5 separate regions of the Homo sapiens genome follow, and regions 2, 3, 4 and 5 are each linked to region 1. The links are chromatin contacts, found by Hi-C or POLR2A ChIA-PET in ENCODE. All regions are on one chromosome and are shown on one strand. Each heading gives the region's core, a stretch centred on a gene start or an enhancer-like site at or near the end of the contact. The rest is flanking DNA. Distances are from core to core; before and after follow the strand shown. Region 1 holds the start of PIK3R3 (phosphoinositide-3-kinase regulatory subunit 3). Region 2 overlaps MAST2 (microtubule associated serine/threonine kinase 2). Region 3 overlaps MAST2 (microtubule associated serine/threonine kinase 2). Region 4 has its middle 15 kb from the start of NSUN4. Region 5 overlaps MAST2 (microtubule associated serine/threonine kinase 2).

What was found. A loop is a pair of places that touch in the nucleus more often than their neighbours do. ChIA-PET counts read pairs that join two places held with the same protein, here RNA polymerase II (POLR2A). Pooled maps may share reads with other maps.
Region 2: a loop to region 1 is called in a map of cardiac septum, with 4 times the contacts of the local background. The contact joins the enhancer-like site here to the promoter of PIK3R3 in region 1. A Hi-C loop is called at or near these places in 2 of 168 maps with a recorded cell type or tissue (cardiac septum and prostate gland) and 6 of 50 pooled maps. POLR2A ChIA-PET finds 5 or more read pairs at or near these places in 2 of 52 experiments (BJ and H1).
Region 3: a loop to region 1 is called in a pooled map, with 2.1 times the contacts of the local background. The contact joins the enhancer-like site here to the promoter of PIK3R3 in region 1. A Hi-C loop is called at or near these places in 1 of 168 maps with a recorded cell type or tissue (cardiac septum) and 13 of 50 pooled maps. POLR2A ChIA-PET finds 5 or more read pairs at or near these places in 4 of 52 experiments (GM10248, OCI-LY7, Panc1 and 1 more).
Region 4: a pooled map shows a loop between it and region 1 (3-fold over the local background). The contact joins the enhancer-like site here to the promoter of PIK3R3 in region 1. A Hi-C loop is called at or near these places in 1 of 168 maps with a recorded cell type or tissue (GM12878), 5 of 37 single-sample maps with no recorded cell type and 5 of 50 pooled maps. POLR2A ChIA-PET finds 5 or more read pairs at or near these places in 1 of 52 experiments (OCI-LY7).
Region 5: a loop to region 1 is called in a map of prostate gland, with 1.8 times the contacts of the local background. The contact joins the enhancer-like site here to the promoter of PIK3R3 in region 1. A Hi-C loop is called at or near these places in 1 of 168 maps with a recorded cell type or tissue (prostate gland) and 1 of 50 pooled maps. POLR2A ChIA-PET finds 5 or more read pairs at or near these places in 4 of 52 experiments (AG04450, Panc1 and WTC11).

What each region holds. Positions count from the first base shown.
Region 1 is chr1:46,131,285-46,134,016 of GRCh38, forward strand. It overlaps PIK3R3 (phosphoinositide-3-kinase regulatory subunit 3), which reads right to left and starts at 1,345. Exons shown (of 10, transcript NM_003629.4): 1 at 563-1,345. The coding sequence starts at 668. The region is part of intron 1 of P3R3URF-PIK3R3 (P3R3URF-PIK3R3 readthrough); the gene reads right to left. It overlaps LOC101929626 (a long non-coding RNA gene), which reads left to right and starts at 2,087. Exons shown (of 3, transcript NR_125987.1): 1 at 2,087-2,106. RefSeq lists enhancers at 608-657, 1,898-2,127.
Region 2 is chr1:45,891,133-45,893,864 of GRCh38, forward strand. The region is part of intron 4 of MAST2 (microtubule associated serine/threonine kinase 2); the gene reads left to right. The region is part of intron 2 of LOC105378694 (a long non-coding RNA gene); the gene reads right to left. Among named protein-coding and RNA genes, the nearest start is that of MAST2, 89 kb to the left of the region's middle. Within about 2 kb of position 1,424, at least 13 of the 41 ENCODE cell types and tissues checked have a DNase peak (open chromatin) inside an H3K27ac peak, as active enhancers do; they include prostate gland, where a contact is called at or near this core.
Region 3 is chr1:45,921,106-45,923,837 of GRCh38, forward strand. The region is part of intron 4 of MAST2 (microtubule associated serine/threonine kinase 2); the gene reads left to right. Among named protein-coding and RNA genes, the nearest start is that of MAST2, 120 kb to the left of the region's middle. Within about 2 kb of position 1,391, at least 5 of the 41 ENCODE cell types and tissues checked have a DNase peak (open chromatin) inside an H3K27ac peak, as active enhancers do.
Region 4 is chr1:46,324,403-46,327,134 of GRCh38, forward strand. No RefSeq gene overlaps it. Among named protein-coding and RNA genes, the nearest start is that of NSUN4, 15 kb to the right of the region's middle. Within about 2 kb of position 1,314, at least 3 of the 41 ENCODE cell types and tissues checked have a DNase peak (open chromatin) inside an H3K27ac peak, as active enhancers do; they include GM12878 and OCI-LY7, where a contact is called at or near this core.
Region 5 is chr1:45,973,801-45,976,532 of GRCh38, forward strand. The region is part of intron 5 of MAST2 (microtubule associated serine/threonine kinase 2); the gene reads left to right. Among named protein-coding and RNA genes, the nearest start is that of PIK3R3, 160 kb to the right of the region's middle. RefSeq lists a silencer at 1,761-1,880. Within about 2 kb of position 1,316, at least 3 of the 41 ENCODE cell types and tissues checked have a DNase peak (open chromatin) inside an H3K27ac peak, as active enhancers do; they include prostate gland, where a contact is called at or near this core.

The DNA.
Region 1 (2,732 bases), core at 95-2,594:
CCCTAAAAAAAATCACTAACCGGCATTTGTTTCTGCAAGAGAAAAAGGGAGTCTTACAATGAATAATCACATAACTCAGTTTCAGAAGTTAACCGGGGTAAAACACAACGAACCAAATTAGACAAATGTATGAAAGGACAAGCTTTCAAGAATTCGCCCAAAGTGAAAGACTGGTTTTAACCCCGGGATATAAAACATCCTTTGCAGGTAGAAGAGTCTTTAATTGAAAAAGAAAAAAATAAAATAAAGTGGCGGGCACAAGAAAAACCTGAACGACACGCAAAGGCAAAGTAAAAAATAATGATAATTTTAAAAAGGGGTCTCTCCTCCCACCCCCACTTCCAGCCCCCACCCCCACCTTCGCAGGACAATAGGATCAGGGTCCTAACTGCAAACTTTAAACGTGTAAACCAGAAGCAGTTTTACCGCAGCTGTAACTGCAAATCTCCTCATCCCGAACCTAGCGCACCCAGGAATACTTCTGCCCTGAAAACATCAGCAAGCTCTTGGTAAATACAAATCAGACCCATCACGAGATTCTTTTTTTTTTTCTCCCAAGTACCTGGAGGATCCATTTCAATATAAAATATCAGTTCTGTCGAATAGGGCATCATCACCTCCCTCCAGTCTGCGTCATCGCGGTCCATACTCCACACCGTATTGTACATCGCGCTGTCAGGGGCAGGTCGCCAGGAGATATATAGAAGGCATATATTTTTTATCTGGTATTTAAAAATCTAAAAATATATATCTGCAAAAGTTCCACACGGAAATGTACTTCGGGTTTTCCAACGGCCAGTACCAGTCCGGCCAAACTACCCGAACAGGGTCCTCCCCCTCTCTCCTACAGAACACAACAAAATGCCCCCGAACTTTCAAGCTATGGGCTTTTCTCCTCAGAGGATTACACAGAGGCTTGGGGGACGGAGAGCAGAGGTGTTAAAAAGCGGCTTCCCAAAAATCCTTTCTACACAGTCGCTCTCCGGGGAGAAAAGCTCCCACCGCCTCCAAATCTTTCCGCGGAAGCCACTTTTGTGTCCTTCGAAGGAGGGAGAATGAAGAGGAAAAAAAAGAACACGTTGGGAGAAACCCGGGCAAGTGACAAAGGAAGGCAAAAAAGGGGGCTGGAGATTGCGTTCAAGTTTCGGGGTCCCACTGGTCTGCAGAGAGCGAATCCCCCAGAGGCCGGGACTCGGGCTCCTCTCCGGTCGGTCTCGGAACCGAAGCTGCCGCAGCCTCGGGAATGGGGCCGGCCGGAGAAGTCCAGTCAGCTCGGCTTGTCTGGGCGCTCCCGCCGGGGTGTAAGAACCAACCCGACCGCACCAACTGCCCTCAAGCTCTGCCCGGACTCCAGCCACTAGAGTTTCATTTTAACGGCGCGGAGGGGACACCCTCCCCGCCCCATGCTGCCCACCCGCTGAGGCGCCACCCAACCGCGCCGGGAGGGGGGACAGCAGGCATCACCACCGCCCCTTCCACGCCGTCCCGCCTCGATGTACCGGGATTCTGTCAAGTGCCTGAGAACATGTTCAAAAAGCTGCTCTCCATCTCGACTTTCACGTCTCCCCACCGCTCTCTAGGCTTCGGCTCCCCAATCAGCCATCCGCGCTCTCCCCCAGCCTCAATCAGAATGGTACGATCCGGGCGCTGGCCGCACTCCAGGAGTCAGTGCCGGGAGCACGCGAGCCAGGCGAGGAGGGAGTGGGGCGAGGGAAGAGAGGCAAGGTGGGTGGTGATTGGCTGAGGCCGGTTGCCGGAGCCTGGAGCCTGCGTCTTTTGTCTGCCTTGCTCCTGCGAAGGAGCGGGAGACGGCTGCGCGCCCCAAGCGGGCCAATCAGGAGACAGCCGGCGCCGGCCGGTAAGGCGGCGATTGGTCAGAGCCCAGTTACTAAGCGGGACAAAGGCAGAAGGGGAAAAGAAAAGAGGAGGAAAAAAAAGAAAGAAAGAAAGGAAGAAAACGCAAACGGCGGTTACTGACAGGCTGGGCGAGCGCTCGGGGGCTCAAACTGCCTGGAGACAGGCGGGGCTCCTGCTGAGGCTTGGTCCGCCCGGACGAGTAAGGAGAGGAGCCAGGGAGGACCTGCTGGCGTGAGACGCCTCTGCCCGGTGATTGGCCGCGGGGGAAGGGAGCGGACACAGAGGGGGCACGTTCTGTCACTTGGCGGGGTGCGCGCTCTTCTGGTCCTTAGGAGGTCTCTGGGGAGACTCCTTTCCTACAGACCTCTTCACCTTGCTGGGACAGCCCTCTCCGCACCCTTGACAAGTTGTCAAAGCAATGGTCCCCAAACCCACTTGCCACCTTACCACTCAGGGAGAGGATGTGCCCGTGGCCCCTGCAACCTTCCTGGCTGCTACCTGACCCCACTCCCTGCTTCTCCCCTTGAGCAATTGGACATTTCTGAGGGAGGCATTTCGCAGTTCCTCTGTGCTTCCCACCCAAAGACTTTTGAACCCAGAGGTAACTCCCCACGCCTAAAATAGTGAGAGGTCTCAGCAAGCCCTCCTGCTCGAGTGCTCAAACCAATTAAAAAAAAAAAAAGTCTTGGAATTACAGTGCATGTGTAATTTCTAAGATAAGTCACAGGTGTTGGAATCTCTCACCAAAAGGGCTCTATTCTGTTTCCCTGACAGACCCTCTTCCTCACATACTCATTCCCACCCCCAAAGCTTAAATCTGGGAGATTGGCTTCACTATGAAAATGCTGAATATTTCCATGCATTTCAGAAACAGC
Region 2 (2,732 bases), core at 174-2,673, 240 kb before region 1:
ATGGAGAGAAGGGAAGTCAGTTGCACCTTCACTGTACAGAATTGATCAGCATGTCTATAGACAAACATTATTTTGTGCACTGGATGTACTAGCTCACACCTGTAATCCCAGCACTTTGGGAGGCTGAGGCAGGAAGATCACTTGAGCCCAGGAGTTTGAGCCCAGCCTGGGCAATGTAGTGAGACCCTGTCTCTGCAAAAGTTTTTTTAAAAAAATTAGCCAGGTGTGGTGGTGACTGCCTGTAGTCCTAGCTACTTAGGGGGCTGAAGTGGGAAGGTTGAGCCTGCAGTGAGCCGTGATTGTGCCACTGTACTCCACCCTGGGTGACAGAGAGAGACCGTTTCAAAACAAAACAAAAAAAAGAAATTATTTCACATAACGTCAGTTACCTACCTATAACTTACAGAGTTGTAAAGTAGCTCAAAGACAATAAAAGACAAACTAGAAGAGTATTCTCTAAACAATATGCATAGTTTTTTATTGGAAATATCTAGTAACCTTTTTTTCTTTTTTAACTTTTTCCAATTTTTTTTTTTATAATCTCCTACCTTTTCATCTAAAATAATTTGAAACGTTTTTGTTCACAAAACAAGGGTGGTCTCATTGGGTTTGGCCTGATTATTTGCATAGTGTGGCCAGAATATTAATTTATCATAAAGCCTTCTTAAATTTACTTTGCTGTAAATTTTTATAAAGAATCTCAGATTGGACTTTTAAAGGCCTCTATTATTTGTATTTTGAGGCTAGGAAGGCAAGCCTAAGAAATACCACATTTCACTTGTAATAACTATAAATTTGGGTGAATTCCTAAGGGTCCTGGGCCTTCCAGGAAGTGGCCTTCCTTACCATCTGTAAGTCTGGACCCTGTAAAGCCAGATACCAGGCCAGTTTTCCCAGGAAGGTTTTGTAAGTATTGGCTCCATAAAGTCAACCATAGTTCCTTAAAAGTGGTTTGTTATACCTGATCAAATAAGCATGATTCTCAAATGTGACCTTTCAGGCAAGCTCTTTGTTGGACAACCATTTTTTACAATTATATTCTGGTCAAAAGGAGAACAGATTCTTGTTTAGCCCTATTCAAATAACCATATTGCCTTGAACTGTAAGGAGACTCAGTAAGACGTTCTTAGTTCTGGGTTAGGGGAGGGTCAGTGAGAATCAGATGTGATTTAGGAATGTTTCATTTTACAAGAGCAAAGTCTACTCAATTGTTAAGAGTTATAGATAGCCTAACAAGGAATACAACTGGCTCCCTTGCATATTAGAAAATGGACATTAAAATAATATTTCAAACAAATTACTATAATCATTTCTTATAGTTCATACCGTTCTGTGTACCTAATTCTCATTTCACTGGATCTTACGTTAGTAGTCGGCTTCTTAACTAAAAAAAGTTCTGGAAATTCTGACTCATTCCACTGGAATGATCTGGAAGTTGTCCAGTTGTCCAAGCAATGCTATTGGAAGCCTGTCTATTCTTTGATGTGTCAGTAGTTTTAAAATACCTGCCGCAGTCCTTTTCCGTGGAGCTCTGAGACAACCCTTCTTTGTTGAAGACACAGACTCTGGCTTCTAGCTGATTGTAGAGCCTTCAGACAGGCCTCAGCACAAAACAGAATCTCTCTGCATGTGACAGAGTCTCATATCATAAGAATAATGCAACTAACAAGGAAATTAAGTTGTTTTTGTCACATGTAAAATGAGAGTAATAAGGCCAGTCCAAAAACTTATAGCAAACTGTAAGAGATTATTGCAAATAAGACAGTGAAGGTTACATCTGATTTAGAAAACATAGATAAACATAATTTTTAGAGAGGGAAAAATCTTTATGTATAACTTATAATATTCTTGTGGTATTATACAGACACCAAAAACATACCAAGAATATACTAAGGACATCAAGTAAAGAGATTCAATGGGTCTGGAATAAGTCCTATACATCTATATTTTTATAAAACTCCAGTCCTATACATCTATATTTTTATAAAACTCCACTGACCTAGAAGGTGCTGGATTGAAATGTTAAAAGTAAGGTTGTTACCAAGTAAACATTTTCAGTTTTTATTATTTATTTATTTATTTATTTTAGACAAGGTCTTGCTCTGTTGCCCAGGCTGGAGTGCAGTGGCTCTGTCATAGCTCACGGCAGCCTCAACCTCCTGGGCTCAAGCGATCCTCCTGTTTCAGCTTCTCAGGTAGCTGGGACTGTAAGCATGCATCACCATGCCCAGCTTATTTATTTCATTTAATTTATTTTTTATTTTATTTTAATTTTTTGCAGGGGGCGGGGTAGAGATAGGGTCTTGTAATGTTCCCTAGGCTGGTCTCTAACTCCTGGGCTCAAGTGATCCTTCTGCCTCAGCCTCCCAAAACGTTGGGATTGCAGATGTGAGCCACCGCACCTGGCCAGTATTTTAGATAATAACTGAAATTAAGACTGAAAACACTTCTTCCTGTAGGATATTTTAAAAAAAAAAAAAAAGACTGAAAACACTAAACTTTTGTTTCCTAAAATCTGGCAGAGTTCTGTCAGGACTCAGAAACGTTATGGATAATGAGGACATTGACAAATCTCTAGGAGTTTTCTATTAATCATACAATAACTAGAATATTTATAGTAATAGCATTTTACCCATACAACTTTAACCTAGGGAACACTGAACATGTCTTCTGGTAGATAACTTTTCTCATGAAATTCATTAATAACAAAATATTAAACCTAATTATTTCTA
Region 3 (2,732 bases), core at 141-2,640, 210 kb before region 1:
CTGCCTCAGCCTCCTGAGTAGCTAGGATTACAGGCGACCGCCACCACGCCCAGCTAATTTTTGTATTTTTAGTAGAGACGGGGTTTCACCACGTTGGTCAGGCTGGTCTCAAACCCCTGACCTCGTGATTCACCCACCTCGGACTCCCAAAGTGCTGGGATTACAGGTGTGAGCCACCGTGCCCAGCCTATGTCTGTGGTCTTAACCCCTCAGCTGTTGTTACGGGATCCTGGGAGGTGTTGCTTTTCTAGCTAGAAACCTCTGTGGCTGGTGACGCTTTTGCCTGAGCTTTGTTTGCTCAGGCCTGCTGGGCCCAGTTGGCCCAGCAGGCTGCACTTGCCTCAAGCTACCAGCCTGGATCCCATGCCTCCAAAGAGACTGGAGCGGAATAGTGAAGGGTGTGTGGCAAGTGAGCATAGGGTCCGGCCACTGCACGCAGTCAGGCATGCCAACTGCTGCAGCAGGGCAGCTAGCTCCAAGGGCTGGCATGGGTGCTAGCTCACTGTGAGGCTGCATCGGGACCAGGCGCCACGCAAGCAACTTCCACAGCTGGCACAAGGGAACGCGGTGGTGCCCAGAAACTTGGAGACTTTAGGAGCCACCAGGCCCCAAAGCAGGAGTCACAGCTCAGGCTCGGGGAGCTCTCAGGTCTGGTCTCTCCAAAGGGCTGCAGCTCTTCTCTCCTTCTCTCTTCTCTCCTTCTTGTCGCCCACAATGTGTTGAGCAAGGGGCATGTTTCAGCTCTGTTTGTATTACAGCTCTTTTGGCCCTGCCATTCGGTGGGTCCCGAGTTCTTGTCCTGCATCCAAAAGGAATGAGGTACACAGACAAATATAGGGTGAGCAAGACAAAGGGGAACTTTATTGAGTGATATAATAGCTTAGAGGGGACCCGCAGTGGGTAGCTCCTATCTGTAGGCAGGTCCTCCCGTTGAGTGTTCAGCTCTCAGCAGAGAGGAGGTCCTGGAGTGGGTGGCTCCTTTCTGCAGGCAGGTGGTCCCATTATCTCCCTATGGTCCCTCCCTCCTCTCCCCAAGCCTGGCTGAGTCCAGGGGCTTTTATGGGCCTCAGAGGGGAGGAAGTGCATGCTGGTTGGTCCATGGGCGGCCATGGGTGGGCCCAGGGAAAAGCACCACAAGTTGCCCTTGCGGTTTCTGGGACTGGCGACCCATCCCCCAGGCTTCAGGCTTTCCCTGGCTTGGAGGTGGGTCTTCACTGTGGACCAGCTTCTCTCCACCCAGGAGCCTGTCTGCCTCCTGCTGCTGTTCATGGTGACCAGGCTGTTCATGCTAAGGGGTGCCTGCAGGCCAGCACTGGGCTGTCCTCAGTGCACCCCTCAGCCTCCTTCCCATGCTTGTCAGTGCCCAAAGCCTGGAGGGGGCCAAAGTGGCAAGGGGGTTGGCATGTCAGCACTACCCCGAGCATGTGCACACTCAGCTGGGCTGTGACAGCTCCCGGGCTGGGTCCCAACTTTGCTCCGAGGTTGGAGTAGGCACTGACAGAGGGGAGAAGCCAGGTAGCGGGAGCGGACGATTCTGAGCCTGCGAGGGGCAGGGGCCTTCCTAGGCCCGAGAGTTCAGAGATGCCTGGGTCTGAAGCTGCAGCAGGGCGGTGGTGGCTGCACCTGGGGGGCTCCCACCCCACCAACTCGGAAGGGGTGGGGCTCCCACTTTTCCCTGGCTCCCACCGACTCTGTAGAGCATGCAGCCCCAGCTCCATCTCCTAGCAGTCTTGGGCAAGGGCTCCAGGTCTGATGCATTGTCCTGGGCCAGGTGCTGGGCTGCTCCAACGCATCGAGTCTGGTGCTCCTGGTGGTGACCGTGCCAGTTGTTTACATGGTGATCTGCTCCATGGGGCTGGTGAACAATGTGGGCATGCTGTACTTGCTGCTGTGGGGTGCCGCTTTCACTTCCTACCCTGGGCCCCTGAAGCATGGCCCCAGCTCTGTGTCTCGGGCCAGACCTCTGTGCCCCATGTGCAAGCACGGGACCACCCTGGGCCCAGCTCTGCCCTAGTGCCCCTCTCTGCCTGTTCCTCTGTGCACTTCTCTCCCACTGGCGGACGGCTCAGCTCAGCCTGGCCCAATTGTGGCAGTTCCCAGGGGTGGGTTCCCAGGGCAGTGGGCCTGTAGGGGGGCTTCCAAAGGAGGGTTCCAGGGACTGTCCACCTTGGCGTCTGCACCGGAAGACCCGTGTCCTGCATCTGTACCCCACTGCAGCCGGCGTCATGGCAGTGACTGCTTCATGGCAGTGACGGGCTGCCACTGCCATCACTGTAATGTTTCTGATGAACCATATGCAATCGAGAATTTATTTAATAAATTTACAAACTCTGAGCACTTACTAGCTCCCAGGCACTGTTCTTAGCACTTTAAAATGTAAAGGTCATTTGCTTCTCACACCAGTTCTGTGAGAGAGATTATCATTGTACTTATTTCACACAGGAAGCGAGGGTGCAGAGAGATTAAATAAATTGCTCAGGATAACACAGCTGTATAAGTGGCAGAACTGGGATAGAAACCTGGGTAGTCTGGCTTCAGAGATCACATTCTTAACAACCACACTGTTCCATGTCTCCATCTGAGATATTTTCATTATGTAATATCATACGTTCTGAACCAAAGTAGTTTTTGCAGCCTTGGGTCTTTTCCCAAGGTGATGTATTAATAACATTGTTTAATAAATCCTCCAATCCTGGGGGTGGGAATTGGTATTCCCACAGTCTGTTGTCACT
Region 4 (2,732 bases), core at 64-2,563, 190 kb after region 1:
AAAAATAAAAAATACACACACACACACACACACACACACACACACACACACACGAGTAATTTTACATGAGGTAAAATCTTATGTGGTAAATTCTTGTCCTAGAGTGAAATGACTGGTTATTTATTTTATTTTATTTATTTATTTAGTTTTATTTTTTGAGATGGAGTCTCGCTCTGTCACCCAGGCTGGAGTGCAGTGGCACGACCTCGGCTCACTGCAAGCTCCGTCTCCTGGGTTCACGCCATTCTCCTTCCTCAGCCTCCCGAGTAGCTGGGACTACAGGCGCCCGCCACTGCGCCCGGCTAATTTTTTGTATTTTTAGTAGAGATGGGGTTTCACCATGTTAGCCAGGGAGGTCTCAATCTCTTGACCTCGTGATCCACCCACCTCAGCTTCCCAAAGTGCTCAGATTACAGGAGTGAGCCACCGCACCTGGCCTATTTTATTTTATTTTTGAGATGGAGTTTTCCTCTTGTTGCCCAGGCTGTAGTGCAATGGCACGATCTCGGCTCACCAAAACCTCCGCCTCCCGGGTTCAAGTGATTCTCCTGCCTCAGCCTCCCGAGTAGCTGGGATTACAGGCATGCGCCACCACACCCGACCGATTTTGTACTTTTTAGTAAAGACGGGGTTTCTCCATGTTGGTCAGGCTGGTCTTGAACTCCCGACCTCAGGTGATTCACCTGCCTTGGCATCCCAAAGTGTTGGGACTACAGGCGCCCACCACCACGCTGACTAATTTTTTTGTATTTTTTTAGTAGATACAGGGTTTCACCGTGTTAGCCAGGATGGTCTCGATCTCCTGACCTCGTGATCTGCCCTTCTTGGTCTTCCAAAGTGCTGGGATTACAGGCGTGAGCCACCGTGCCCGGGTGATAAGTTCTTAAAAGAAACAGGTTATAGTATTGAAAAGCAAAATTTCTTGTAATTTTTTTTTTTTGAGACAGAGTCTCACTCTGTCCCCCTACCCCGAGAATCAATTACAACCAAAATAAAAGAGCCTTTAATAGGTATTGTTAAGTACCCCCAACTACTATTAACCTTTAGGAAATCACTAGCTGGGTACACCTGTCCAATATTAAACCTGTTTCTTATGAGTCCCTGTAGGAGTAAAAGGAGGACATCATGACCTACACTTGTGAACTTGTAGCAGGATGAGCCGCAGACAAAACCTCTCAGACACCGAGTTGTAGAAGGAAGGGCTTTATTCAGCTGGGAGCATCGGCAAGCTACTGCCTTAAAATCCGAACTCCCCAAGAGAGCAATTCCTGTCCCTTTTAAGGGCTCACAACTCTAAGGATTTCACATGAAAGGGTCGTGATTGATTTGGAGCAAGCAAGGGGTACGTGACAGGGGCTGCATGCACCGGTGGTCAGAGAGAAACAGAACAGGGCAGGGAGTTTCACAATGTTCTTCTGCACAATGTCTGGAATCTATGAATAACATCGGTTTTTAAGTTATGAGTTGATTTTTAACTACTGGGTTTAGGCCAGGCAGGCCCAGGCTTGGTTTCGGGCCTGGCGCTGGGCTGCCTGTCTTTGGTTTTACTTCCTTGTTTTTTTTTTTTTTTTTTCTTAAAATAGGTACTGAGTATAAAACAATATAAAACAATATGAGAAGGTCTCTCTCTCCCCTCATTTCCCCCCTTTGAGACTCTCACTTTCTATTAGTGGGAGTTCTGACTTTTATTTTTGCTACTTATGTCTTTTTGTGCAATAGATTGATAGTGATTTATATAGTACACTTGTGCTAAAGCATTTTGGTGAACTAAGATAGTGATGAAGCTTTTTATCATTTGAAGAAGTACAGGTAGCAAACAAGGAAGCAGTAAACAGGTTCTTATTACTATTATAAATTCTATTATAAGAGTTTTAAATCCTTCTAGTGCTGGGAACTAATTTTTAAACATGGCTTCAGGATCGAATTCATGCTACACTTGCATGGGCACATGTGTCAGTTTTGTCATATTTTTAACTATGTCTTTAACTACTTGCCTTTGATTATCTATGTGTAGACAGTAATTAGTAAGGTTAAATTTCTTATAGACCTCTCTTTCAGCTGCTAGCAAGTAGTTGAGAGCCAATCTATTTTGATAGATAGCATTTCTTATCTGAGTTTCTTGCTGGGCCAGAATAGTCAAGGCTTGACTGGTTTTACTAGTGATGATTTCTAAAACAGCTTGCAGCTGTATGATTCAGTTGAGCATGTAAGTGGGGGTCCAGTATCCCCATGAGCCGTCTTGTGTCTAAGTGGCAGGCCTATAGTATTATATAATTTTTTTTTGAAGGTCATTTATCATCTTTCCAATTTCCTATGGCTATGCTTCATTTTCCGCGGGAAGCATAGACAGGGAAGCCCAGGAGTTTGCCTGTTTTTATGGTCAGTAGAAAGAAAGATGGTTTAATAGTGCCAATAACACAACTACCTGTCCACTGGTCAGGCAGCTTAGCTTAAGCTCTATGTCTACGTATTCAGTATAACTTGGTGGGGGCAGTCCAGTCCCGGTGGAATTCCAGGTGGGCCCAGACAGTCTGCAACCTTGGAAATTTACTGAATGGATCTCTTTCTATATAATTGGAACTTCACCATGTAACTGTTTTTTTGCGGTACCATTATACAGTTCTTGGCCCAAACAACTAAGACATCCTATAGAATGAGTGAATTCTTTCTTTTTTCTAGCTATGTAATATTGTCCAATAATTGAGACTTTTAGAACCTAGAGATGATCAGGG
Region 5 (2,732 bases), core at 66-2,565, 160 kb before region 1:
AGACAGATCAAGTGACATGAAGTCTGAGTATTGCCAGTGGGATGTAGCAATGTAATGTCAGTGTTGACATTGATTAGCTGTTTTGATGGAATGGTGGGGGCAAAACCTAATTGGTGAGTCAAGAAAGAAAGGGAAAAAGAAAATGGAGATAATAACTAAATAATTTGTCAAGGAGTTTTGCTGTTAGAGCAGAAATGAAATGCAAAGATGGGTAGAGAGATCAAGAGAGTTTTCTTATTTGAAAAAAGTAACAGTGTCTATGTACATACACTGATGGAAGTGATTCAACAGCAAGAGAAGATCTGATAATGCAAGAGAAAGGAGAATGGCTGGCACAGTGTCCTTCTATAGTTGAGAGGGGATGGGATCTAGTAAATAAGCAGTAGGTTAGCCTAGCTAGGAGCACAAACAGTCCTTCTCTAGGAATAGGGGAGGATGTGGGGAATACAGTGCAGATTATGGCTGGGTAGATGTGGTAAAGATAGCTTATTGAAGTTCTTCTCTGATTAGTTGAGGCCAGGTGCTGTGGCTCACGCCTGTAATCCCCACACTTCAGGAGGCCAAGGCGGGAGATCATGTCAGCCCAGTAGTTTGAGACCAGCCTAGGCAACATGGTGAAACCCCATCTCTACAAATGATACAAAAATTAGCTGGGCATGGTGTTGCATACCTGTAGTTCCAGCTACTTGGGAGGCTGAGGTGGGAGGATCATCTGAGTCTGAGGAGTTCGAGGCTGCAGTGAGCTGTGATTGCACGGAACTGTGATTGTGATTTTGAGAAAGAGCAAGACCCTGTCTCAAAAAAATATTTTTTTCTCACTAAAATGGAAAGTGAGGTGATTAGCTGAGCCTGAAGAGAGAGGATAAAGTATGATACAGTCTTTTAAAAGGATGGGAGAAAGAGTACACTAAGAAGTATGGTCTGATTTCCAGTAGTATGAAGAGCCAAAGTTAGTGATCATACACATAAAGTGAGACTAGTCAGCTTTTCTATATGACTTTCTGAAACTTCTCAGGCTAGGATTTTGGAAAGATTGTGTGAAGATACTGAAATTACTCCTGACAGAAGGCATGATAAAAAGAATGTGAGTGATACAGGAATAAAATCCTTAAAGAGTGAAGGGGATTTCCCAAAGGTTTGTATGTGACTTTTAGCAAGGAGGAGTAATGGTTGTTGTAGTCTGATGACATCATTTCAAACCTGGGTGTTTTTATGGAGAACAGAGGGAGAATGCCTGAAGATGAAATGAGCCAGCAGGATGTCTACCCCACCTCTAGGTCTAGTGGTACAAAGGGCATGTGAAATCCAACAGCCATCATTTGAGAGAGCTGCCAAGGAAGCTGCATCCACAGGGGACAGTCAAGTTGCAACCTGTTCAGGGTATGTTAAGGGCTGTACTAAATGTGTGTCCAGGGTGCTTGGGAGTACAAAAGTAAAGATTTGTAACCCAAGCTAGTCATTAAGCAAGGTGTTCTTTTTGGAGGTAGCTCATTGAATGAGGTAGAAAGCTCATTCTAAGATCCGTATGAAATAGAATTATATGATTAGGAAATTAACAGTCCACAGCATTATAGTTGCCTGGATACGATGGCTCACTCCTGTAATTCCAACACTTTGGGAGGCCAAGGTGGGAGGATCACTTGAGGTCAGGAGTTTGAGACTAGCCTAGGCAATATAGTGAGTCCCTGTCTCTCCAAAAAAAAAAAAAAAAAAAAAAAAAAGCCAGGTGTGGTAATACACACTTGTAGTCCCAGCTGCTCAGTAGGCTGAGGTGGGAGGGAGGATCGCTTGAGTACAGGAAGTCACGGCTGCAGTAAGCCGCGGTCACGCCACTGCACTGCTCTCCAGCCTGTGAAACAGAGCAAGACTCTGTCTCAAAAAAAAAAAAAAAACACAGACCATAAAAAAGTACAGATCGTTTGTTACTAGATTATAAACTGCTAATCAAATATGGATGGGTAGGCAGAAAGTCACGGAGGGCTATATGCAGTGCTAAAGGGATGAGGTATGAGGAGTCCATGGCATGGACTCTTTTTTACCTAAGATCCATGGACCCTGAGTGGTTTTACAAGTGCCATAAATCCCCTAAAATTATATTCCCAATTTTGTATATATGTTCATTTTCTTGTGGAGGCAAGATTTGCCAAAGGTGGTTTTTTAATCTAAAAACTGAATACTTTTTTTTTTTTTTTGAAACAGAATCTCTCTCTGTTGCCCAGGCTGGAGTGCAGTGGTGCAATTTCGGCTCACCGCAACCTCCACCTCCTGGGTTCAAGTGATTCTTGTGCCTTAGCCTCCCAAGTAGCTGGGACTGCAGGTGTGCACCACCACACCCAGCAAATTTTTTTTTATTTTTAGTAGAGACGGGGTATCACCATGTTGGCCAGGCTGCTTTTGAACTCCTGACCTCAGGTGATCCGCCCACCTCAGCCTCCCAAATTGCTGGGATTACAGGTGTGAGCCACCACACCCGGGGAAAACTAAATACTCTTTAAGGCTTGAAGAGGCAAAGTGGTCCGGGCACAGTGAGTCACACTTGTAATCCCAACACTTTGGGAGGCTGAGGTGGGCAGATCACTTGAGGTTAGGAGGTGGAGACCAGCCTGGTCGACATGATAAAACCCCATCTCTATTAAAAATACAAAAATTATCCAGGCATAGTGGCACATGCCTGTAATCCCAGCTACTCAGGGGCCACAACATGTGAGAAGAATGCAAGGAAAACTCTGGAA